Regions from separate parts of the Mus musculus genome. Here region 2 is linked to region 1. A link is a loop called in an ENCODE intact Hi-C map of the cell type or tissue named here. Cell type or tissue: heart. All regions are shown on one strand. Each heading gives the region's core, and the rest is flanking DNA. Links, peaks and the distances in the headings are about the cores only.

Region 1 (5,031 bases), core at 1,019-3,518:
AGTTTTAAATGTGAGGCACAGAGAACCTAAATAGTTGAAGGAAGCAAAAGACCAGCTGTTGGGCCTCTTCCTGGAATGGTCTTACCTTAGACTGTCATGAAGTCCCCTCCCAAATGCCATTCTGGTGTTTCCTCATAAGAACTTCCTTAAAATTTGAACACCCCATGCCCAACCTTGGGGTTCTCATCTTTCAGCTACCTGGTTTCCACAGAGCTAGAACCCCAATTGTGCCAGGGGTGGTGATGGTAGGTAACACATGCCTTTAATCCCAGCATTTGAGAGGCAGAGGCAGGATTATCTCTGTGAGTTCAAGGCCATTCTGGGCTACACAGTGAGCTCCAGAATAGCCAAAGTTACATAATAGGCCTGCCTCAAAAACAAACAGCCCATATGCCAACAGACTTAAAATTATGCTTCCAACACCTGAGACCCTAAAATGCTGCCTTTCTAGCAACAGGCAGCACTTAGACACATAGCCTGCTCTGACCCTTTCCCAAGGTCTCTCTTTCTAGGAAGCGTGTGCGAGGCTCAGATATGCAAAGAAGGCTGTTAAAATTGTGCCCATAATGGAATACAACAGAGTGGAAACAGGAGGGAAACGAGGAAGGCAGGAACCAGTTACCCTCAAAGCCAACAAACTCTACTGGACATCTTGGGGGAATTCAAGAACTCCAGAAAAAAGAAACTGGTTTTCAGATTATCAGAAAGATCTAGATAAAAGGATAAGAAATTTATATAATAATTTGGTTGTTTTTATTTTTGAGACACTATGTAGCCCAAGTTGGCCTGGCATTCATATTGTTCCATCCCAGCCTACAGAGTATCTGAGGCTTTAGACATGCCCCACCATGCCCTTTGGTTTGTTATTTTTTAAGATTACAAACCTGTATTTGGTCTTCAGCGGTATTACTGACTCGGTCGGTCCCTTCAAATATCAGATGTCCCTGTCCCTGACCACCTCCTATTATAACCATAGCTCCCCTTGATATTTGTCATCAGTCAACCTACATTCACTTGCATACCATCTGTCCCCATTGTAAGTTCCACACCCCTCAGTCTTTTATCACCTCATTCTTAATATCTGGTGCATGACTGGCACAGAGACGTTACTCAGTTTCTTATGAAGGAAAGGAGTAACACACCTTAAGGGCTAGGCCAAGGGGTCACAGAGAGGGCTAACTAATCCAGAGATACAAAAGAAAAAGGCCAGTGTGACAATTCTGAGGATGACCTATTCACTTCAAGATATCTCACAAGGCACCCGAGGTACAAAAGGTGGCCATAGGAAAATTCACTATCACTTTCTTACTTGTGGACACAAGCTTAGTTGATCCGGATACTTGAGAGAACATAGGAGCATGAGGCTGAGTAGGCTGAGGGCAATATAGCATCTGAGCTGTGGGGAGGGAGTCCAACCTGAAGGAATCAACCCAACAAAGGGTGGAGGGATGTCAATGCCAAAGAAACCTTGACTCCAAGGCAGCAGAGCCCAGCCAACTGTGGGAGAGGGCGTCCTGTCCCCTCGTAGGAAGCCCTCCAGCAATAGCTCCCTAGACGGTGGGGCCTCCGGAGGCGTGCGTGCTTCTGGCTCCTGTGGGCCTTGACAATCACAATGTCCTACCTCCTGGCTCTTTTCTCCCACCTACTTCGAATTCCCAATGTGAAAACTGCGAGAAGGAGCCCCCTGGAACTTTCCAGGAACAAGATAAATCTGTAACGACTATGCCAACGGACTCCGCTTCCGTAGGATACGGGGGCCGAGAGCGGCCAAACGTTGCCCCGGCCCCCTCAACGACCTCGAGTGCGGCCTGAGGTCCCGGGCGGCACTCGTTTCCGGACCCAGCTCGGAGGTCTGGCTCGCCGGGGGATGGGAACCGCGGAGCGCCCACCAGCACCGGGACCCCGGCTCTGGCAGCTCACACGCTCGCAGGGGCGGTCCCGGGAGTCGGCCCCGCCTCGGGGCGGAGCCTCTTAGCTCCTCCTCCTCCTCCGGGGCGGAGGCTGTTGGTGCGCGGCAGGCTCCGGATACTGACTAGTCACAAACTTGAAGGAGGTGGACATTCAAGCCGCCTAGGATGAGGAGGTGCGGCCGCCTCTCGGGGCCGCCATCGCTGCTGCTACTACTGCTGCTGCTCTCGCCTCTGCTCTTCTCGGGGCCCGGCGCTTACGCGGCCCGGCTCTCAGTGCTCTACTCGTCCTCTGACCCGCTGACGCTGCTGGATGCTGATTCGGTGCGTCCCACTGTGCTCGGCTCCAGCAGCGCCTGGGCGGTGGAGTTCTTCGCCTCCTGGTGTGGCCACTGCATCGCCTTCGCCCCGACGTGGAAGGAGCTTGCTAACGACGTGAAAGGTGAGAAGTGGAGGCCTTCCCCGACCCACCGGCAGGTCCTGCCAACCGTCCCGCTAGCTCGTCCCCTCCCTCGCGGCTTCCTTGGTCCATCGCAGTCCCTCCCCTCCCCCAATCCATAGCCTTTAAGTTCTCCCTGGCCGCGTCCCCTCAGTCCTCTGCTCCTGCGTCTTCCTCTGACAAGTCTTTGTCTCTATCCTTCGAGAGGGTTTTCTTGTTCCCTGTGCTCTTCTCTGAGCCTTTCTCCAATCCAGCTTTGTAGCAGCCTCCTTCCTCATCCAGGGATCCCTTCTTGCCAACTTCCCTAGTAGTCGAGGTGGAACAGTGCTGGATAGAGAGTTGGCATTCATTCTACCGCCCCCACCACTTTTCTCCACCCCCCGTGGCAAGTTACATAGTTGGTATACACATTTCCTTTCTCATCCTTACCTATGAGGTAGATGTCTGTCTTCATCGGGTGGTTTTCCTCTTTGCCTGTCCAGTCCAGGCTTCTCTTGACCTGCTACCTCTAGCACCTTAGCTTCCAGGCCACATTCTTATTTCTCTTCTCCTTGGGTCTGGACTCGCTTAGACCTTAGCCTTTAAGCCCATGAGACTAAACTATATGTATGCCTGTGGTGTGTGATTGGCCCGTGCTCCATGCTCCAGTCACTGGTCTGGCTATTCCTCCATTCTAAAATGCCAATTACGGGACCCACTCTTCATTTAATTACAGCCTAAGGGGTAGCAGGATAAGAAAACCACCAAACGTATAGGGATTTTTAAAGTGTGCTGTATTATAGGAATGTTAAAATATTGAAAAATTAAGACTTGCAGATGAGGGAACATAATAATGGTAATTATTATAGACCAAGTGCTTAAATAGTAGACTCTGTACTGTGGACACGACAGAATTTCCTCTCTACAGCTTAAAGATTCCCTGCTATACACACATCTTTCTAACTCAAGTCAAGGGTGCTGGGGGTGGGTAAGGGGAGGGGTGGGGAGCAGGAGTGGCATGGTTGTGGGGACTGGTTCCTGACTTTGTCACTTCTCTGATGAGTGTGTTTCCTAGTTTGTGGTGCCAGGCAGGGGACTAGCAGAGCTCTTAACCCGAAGTAATAGTTGGATGAGAAAACTGTGTCTTAGTTAGGGCCAGGCGTTCTAGAGACAGGAAAACTAGCCCCTCAGCCCCTCTCCTGTGTAGTTGATGGTTCTCCACAAGCTCAGATGGGTGTAAAGAGCGCCTTTGTCCAAGGTCATCTTGGACTTCATCTCCCCCTCCCCTGAGCGGCTGGCAAAGTGCTTACTGAAGTGGTCTCATGGAATGGTGTGTAGTTTTCAAAAAAAAAAAAAATTTTTTTTTTTCTTCAAGACAGGATTTCTCTGTGTAGCCCTGGCTGTCTGGGAACTCACTCTGTAGACCAGGTTGACCTTCAACTCACAGAGATCCACCTGCCTCTACCTCTTGGGTGCCACCACTGCCTGTCCCCCAAAATAAGTTTTAGCCGCACCTAGAAGCTCTTTTCCCTTGCTTCCAATTTATACTTAACCCACATGCCTCTCCGTCCCCATCATCCGTGTGACGGGTCCTTCACACTATTTTAATGATGTCAGCACATTTGGTCAGGGCAAGAGGGAGAAAGAATGTGGGCTCTGGAGCTGAAACACTGAGGGCAAGTCATGCCAGAACAGTGCAGGCCCAGACATCAGAAAAGTCCCCCATCTGTTTCTAAGTTGAGTCTCTTAAGAGGTCTCTAAGGGCAACATATGGGCTCGCTCTAGAATAGGTGCTTGCATTTTAAGAGGGCTAAAGGGAAAGATTAGCTTCCAGCTGACTCACATGCTTGGCCTCTCGCAACCCGGAGTTCTCCTGTGAGCTGCATAGCCAGGCACTGACACAGCCTGTTTATATACGAACATTTCCAAAAAGGGTCTTGCAGGGAGCGACAGTCCTTCTCCGAAAAGAAAAACAAAAGCAAATCTTAACTTGTGGAAGGAGAAATGGAGACATCAGAGGCTAAACCAGGAGGAAATGGGAGGTAGGGGGTTTCAGTGGAAACTAGGGGGGTCTCTTTCTGACTATGGGGGTGAGTCTTTCCTTTAGCAAGATTGTAGAGGTGGAGGGCAGGATCTGGAGTTGGCCTGAAACAGCGAGCAGTGTCTTTCACAGTTCCCCTCTGGAGAGGCTAGGGCTTGTCTCACTTCTGAGGTTCCCTGAGGAAGCATGTGGCCACGGGCTAGCAGATGGCTGCCCTCAAACCACACTGAGAGGCGTCATAACAGTGAACTGCCCTTACCAGCTGCTACAAGTGTCTTCAGCAGGAGCAGAGAGAGTGCATGGACAATCATGGGGGCTGGGAAGATGTTTGGGAATCCTGGCCAGCTGGCTTCGGGCATTTCATCTGACTGGATAGGGCTCATTTCTTAGCAAGTCTAGTCTGATGGTAGGTTCTCCAGGAAGTCGCTGCCCTGGGGCAGAGCCCTTGTTTCTGAGAGTCTATTTCTCCCTTTCTGTTCCAGAGGAGCTCCTGTTTGAGAAAATGGTCGGGTCCAATTGGGACCTTCATTACTATTCACTGGCTAATCATTCAGCAAATATTTACTGAGTCACAAAGCATTGATCGCATAGCAGCTGGGGCAATGAACTATACACAGCAGGAGAATGGGCAGCAGTATGAAGCTGTGTTTGAAAAAGACAGGAGT
Region 2 (5,031 bases), core at 1,652-4,151, 150 kb before region 1:
TTGATGATTTTAATGATTTGCCCAGGTGCTCTGTTAGGAGTTGTAACTTAAAGAAAATGGAAGCTTTAAGACCCTAACCTAATTGTAATTATAGTACAGTTACACACTTGTAATAAGTTTTGATCCTTCTTAATCACAGTACTGGGTGTTTAGAATACTGGAGTCCAGTTAGTCCGGTGTCCATGTTGTGTATGTTGGAAAGCCAGCGTCATAGCTTAAGAAGAATCCCCTAAGCAGCTCTAGGCTTACATTTATTTGTTTTATATGTCAGATAATTGTCAAGTCAGAAGGTAATTATGATTAACTGGGCAGTGGTTTTTTTGTCACTATCAATTAAAAATTCAAAGTGGATCTCAGTTTTCATGTTAACTTAATATTAGAGTATAAATAAGTTTAAGTAAAACAACTTCCTGGGGTGAAATCTATTACCTATCAAAATTTAAATAAAGTACATGTACTATTTGATAAAATCATTTAATGTTTGTGAGTTTTATGTTACATAAATTTTAACAGAAGAGCCGAACTATAAATAAAGAATATTCATTTATCATAATTACAAATAAAAGGAAGCATACTTATTAAAAACGTTCAAAATGTCCGTTGGTAAGGGAATAGTTAAAATCACAGTATATCCATGCTGTGAGCTACTTCCCAGTTGTTAGCAGGCTTTAGGGATCTATATTTACTTGGTGAGAGGCAGCTGAGCGTGTCCTTCAGCACATGGACCAGGCAGCATGTCTTACAGGTTCACGTCCTAACTGCACTTTATACCAGCTGTGGCTTTGTAAGGTGGATAGAATGCTAGTCCATGCCTCTCTGGGCTATTGTGAGAACTAAATGACTTAGTGTCTGTATTCTAAGTAAGCACAGGGTGCATTATAAAGCTGCTTCTTGTCACTATTATGTACTGACATGGAACAGTGCTCATGATATAATAGTGTGTAGAAGAAATACTGTGTAATATGATTTGGCTTGTAAAAAGATAGATAGGGGCCAATAAGATGGCTCAGTGAGTAAAGGCTCTTGTTTTACCTATGAGCACGTGGATCACAGACAACCATAAAGCACGCGCAAGACTATGAGGAGTTCGTCAGAGTATGTTGGGTTCAGTTAGCCTCATTGTGTGTCCGCTTCCATTTGTAGACAATGGTCGCAGTCCCTTCTACTGCATCTCTCAGGATGATTTTCTGTTCACTAATAGGGTTTGATTAATATGATGTTCCATTTTATTGCATATATCAGGGATAAGTTCTTCAGTTAACAGTATCTGAGAGGAAAATTGTTGTTGATTCATTTTGAGAGAGTAGTCACCTGTGGTGAATGCTGTCAAGAGGTCAAGTAGCCCTTTGGATTTGGAGAAGTGGTCTTTGATGGTTTCAGTGAGTGAGGATGAGGATGGTGGCCACCCTGCAGCTGCTTGAAAGGGAGTGAAAGGATCTGGAAATGGAGACGTGTAGCGTAGAGGCAGCATTTCTGAGAGGTTTGTAAAGGAAGACGCAGTAGTGAAGGGGGTCCTGGGTGAGGGACTTAATCTTTTTTAGATGTCCTTAAGTATAACTGCATATAGGAAAGTGTTGGGGAGGGGAGACTGGGACAAAAGTGTGAGGAAAATGTGGCCAGGAATTCGAGAACCTGGGTAAGTAGCTCTAAAAGGAGATGCAGTGTTCCTGTGGTACCTTTTCTCGAAAAGTTCTTCCTCTTTTCCTCTTCTTTTCTTCCTTCTCCTCCTCTTCCTTCTTCTTTCTTCTTTCTTCAGCCATGTTTGATGGTGCATACCTTCCTAGAACACAGACAGGCAGATCTCTCTGAGTTCCAGGCCAGTGTACTCTATGTAGACAGCTCCAAGCCAGCTAGTGCTGTAGAGTAAGAAAAGGACAAAGTTAAAATGACATTTTACTTGGGCAACACACACACACACACACACACACACTATATACATGTGTGTATATTTATGTATATGTGTATATATATACACACACACAGCATAAGGAGGCCGCTTGTTTTTCCATTCTCCCCAACAAACTCCCAAGTTAATAGTAAGTTCAGTTCTTTTTAGCTATAGGTTTTGGGGTAGCCTTTGAACTTTTATTATTATTTCGATAGGGGCTCACATTGTACCTAGTCTTTCTTGGAACTCCTTATGTAGCTCTGACCTGAAGTCCTCCTGCCTGAGCCTTATGAGTGCTGAGATTATAGGCCTGCACTACACACCTGGCTGCCTTATACCTTTTTTTTTTTCTTTTGAGATAGAGACCATTATGTAGCTCTGGCTGTCCTGGAGCTACTATATAGACCAGGGTTGATTGAACTTGCAGCTATGCCCCTGCCTTAGCTGTCAGAGTGCCCGGATTACAACTGTGTCTCCCCAAGCGTGGTCTTGGTACCTTTCTTATCTGGCAAAGATTTTGGTGAGTTAGCTTCTTTCCAATTGTCATGATAAGATACTATGAGTAACACAGTTTGTGGAAGAAAGGCTTATTTGACTTACAGTTCCAGAGGGACGATAATCCACAATGGCAGAGCAGAGGTAGGTGGCAGCAGGCTGCTGGAGCAGCAGCAGACAGGGCACTTCACAGGAAACAGAGCAAACTTGGAATGGCAAAGAGTTGCAGGTCTTTTTGAAAACCTCAAAGCCCCTAGTGATGTTCTTTCTCCAGCAAGGCCATACCTCATTCTCAAAGACCATCAGGGACCAAGTATTCAATTGCCCAAGACTTACATAAATCATTACATTTGGTGATGTTTGAATACACAGAGTCTTTGTTAGCTTAAGATCTTGTTTACTGTCAAGTCAACATTTAAAAAATGTTCTTAGCTGGGCAGTGGTGGCGCATGCCTTTAATCCCAACACTTGGGAGGCAGAGGCAGGTGGATTTCTGAGTTTGAGGCCAGCCTGGTCTACAGAGTGAGTTCCAGGACAGCCAGGACTACACAGAGAAACCCTGTTTCGAAAAACAAAAACAAGACCAAACAAAAAGTTCTTATCAATATATATGATTTTAACCAGATTGGGGTGTGCACTCGTATGTGTATATATGTGTGTGTGTATGTGTGTGCATGTATAAATAAATGTAACATGTTCAGTCCATTTAGTGGTGCTTATATGTGTATGTATTTAGGACTGATCACGTGGAATCAGATAACTTATTAGGGCACTTGTCCTAGAAGAAGGCTAGTTCTACCTCTCTTAACAACCTGTAGCTCTTCATCTATAGGAGTGTAAATAAAGCAATGTCTTACCCGTGTCAAAGCCTGTAAATTACAACAATAACGGCCAAGATACGCTCACAGGTAGACTTGCGGCCTGTTTGGTAGATGGGAATTCATCCTTGTTCCAGTAAATATAGCCCTGCCTGTGGGTGGTGAGGTCATGAACTCCAGAGGATAACCAACACTGCCACATTCCTAAACCTGTAAAATTTCCAACCACATTCTAAATATCTATTCAGAGCCCCAGAAGGATTTAGGCAAGTTACAATAGCATTTGGGAAATAGCTGAGATTATGAAAAGTGTATTGAGGGGTTAGGGAGCTGGCTCAGTTATTGAACTGTTTGCTATGTAAGCGTGAAGACCTGAGTTCAGATCTCTAGAACCCACACTAAAAGCCAGGCATTATGCTATATGCCTGTAATCCTGGCTGTAGTGAGATGGAAGCAGGATCCCTGGGGATTGCTGGCCGTGTACTCCAGGTCAGTAGGTGAGCTCTAGGTTCAGTGAGAGACTTTGTCTGAGAAAGGAAGACAGGCCCCACCTTTGACTTTTGCCCTTCATGTGCACATGCACACACACATAACACGCACACACGTACATACACATACCCACTCACACATGTGTACTCGGACATGTATACACATACCTTAAAATGTGTTGAATTTTCTTGGTAAGAAGAAGCTAGAAAAGAGGTCTAGTGTTAGGAAATGTAACCATTGAAGTACTGGGCTGAGGTAGAGGGCCTTCATCACTCAGTTAATGTATGTGCTGTTAAGGAAAAAGGAGAGCTGTGCTTACATTATTAATCTAGGAGAAGTGGGAGTTTCAAGATTAAAGTTCGAAATTGTATATGTTAATAAAATATTGCTTTAATACCATCAAATGGAAAGTTATACTGTGCATATGGGTTTTTTATTTTTAGATTTTTAAAGACATAATTTTAAACAATGTTTAAATAAGTCTTTAAACTTTATTTATTTTATGTTTATGAGTGGTTGCTTTCATTTATGTCAGTGCACTGCATGTGTGCCTAGTGCTGGCAAAAGTCAGAAGAGGGTATCTGACCCCTGGAATAGGAGTTATAGGTGGTTGTAAGCAACAGTAGGAATGCTGGGAATCAAACCCAGGTCCTCTACAAGTGTTCTTGACTGCTGAGCCACCTCTTCAGCTCACTCAAATCGTTCTAAGACTGTCAAAAAATCAATTCGTAAGTCAGGAAAAAGTCATTTTTAAAGATTGTTGCTTTGGTTTTGTGTTTGGAAAAGTCTTATAAAATGGTATAAATGACATATGATATGCACGAAAACAATGTACAAATGTATAACTGAGTTAAGTCTTATGAAATGTACATATCCATGAAATTGGTACCCAAATCAACAAATGATTATAAACAATTGACTAGCCCCTAAATCCGGTGGGCGGACATGACCTCAGTTCAGTCACTCCAGGGCTGCTGCTGAACCTCATTGTGGCACCTCTGAAAGTGGTGCTTGTGTTGTCCTTAGAGTGAAAGGATTGTATGGCACATATGTTGTTTCTGTGTTCCTTGTGTAATAGAGCTGTGATCCTGAACTACATCATTTTATGAGCAAATATGACATTATATAATAATGTAATCTATTGATACATGCTATATAAACGTTGACCAGATATTTGTAGATTGACTGTAAATTAGGCATTTATTTTGAAACTTTTTAATGTTTACACCACTTTACTTTTATTAGCATAGACCCTTAGATGGAGACATTGTAGGCTAGAATGCAGTTTTAAAACTTATTTGACCTACTTATACTTTACATTGAGAAAATAGTCACTATATT

The links. Peaks named below come from ENCODE experiments on the same cell type or tissue, not always from the same donor. Only the 100,000 strongest peaks of a DNase experiment are listed, where the experiment ranks them.
Region 2: a loop joins it to region 1, with 3 times the contacts of the local background. A loop is called at or near these places in 3 of 42 quality-filtered maps.

The regions. Positions count from the first base shown.
Region 1 is chr1:155,809,844-155,814,874 of GRCm38, reverse strand. It overlaps Qsox1 (quiescin Q6 sulfhydryl oxidase 1), which reads left to right and starts at 1,976. Exons shown (of 12, transcript NM_001024945.1): 1 at 1,976-2,349. The coding sequence starts at 2,076. In heart, for the core only: no CTCF peak of the experiment used is centred there; a DNase peak (open chromatin) is centred at 1,984; H3K4me3 peaks cover 2,322 bases; H3K27ac peaks cover 1,591 bases.
Region 2 is chr1:155,965,417-155,970,447 of GRCm38, reverse strand. All of the region lies in intron 1 of Cep350 (centrosomal protein 350), which reads left to right. Among named protein-coding and RNA genes, the nearest start is that of Cep350, 5.3 kb to the left of the region's middle. In heart, for the core only: no CTCF peak of the experiment used is centred there; no DNase peak of the experiment used is centred there.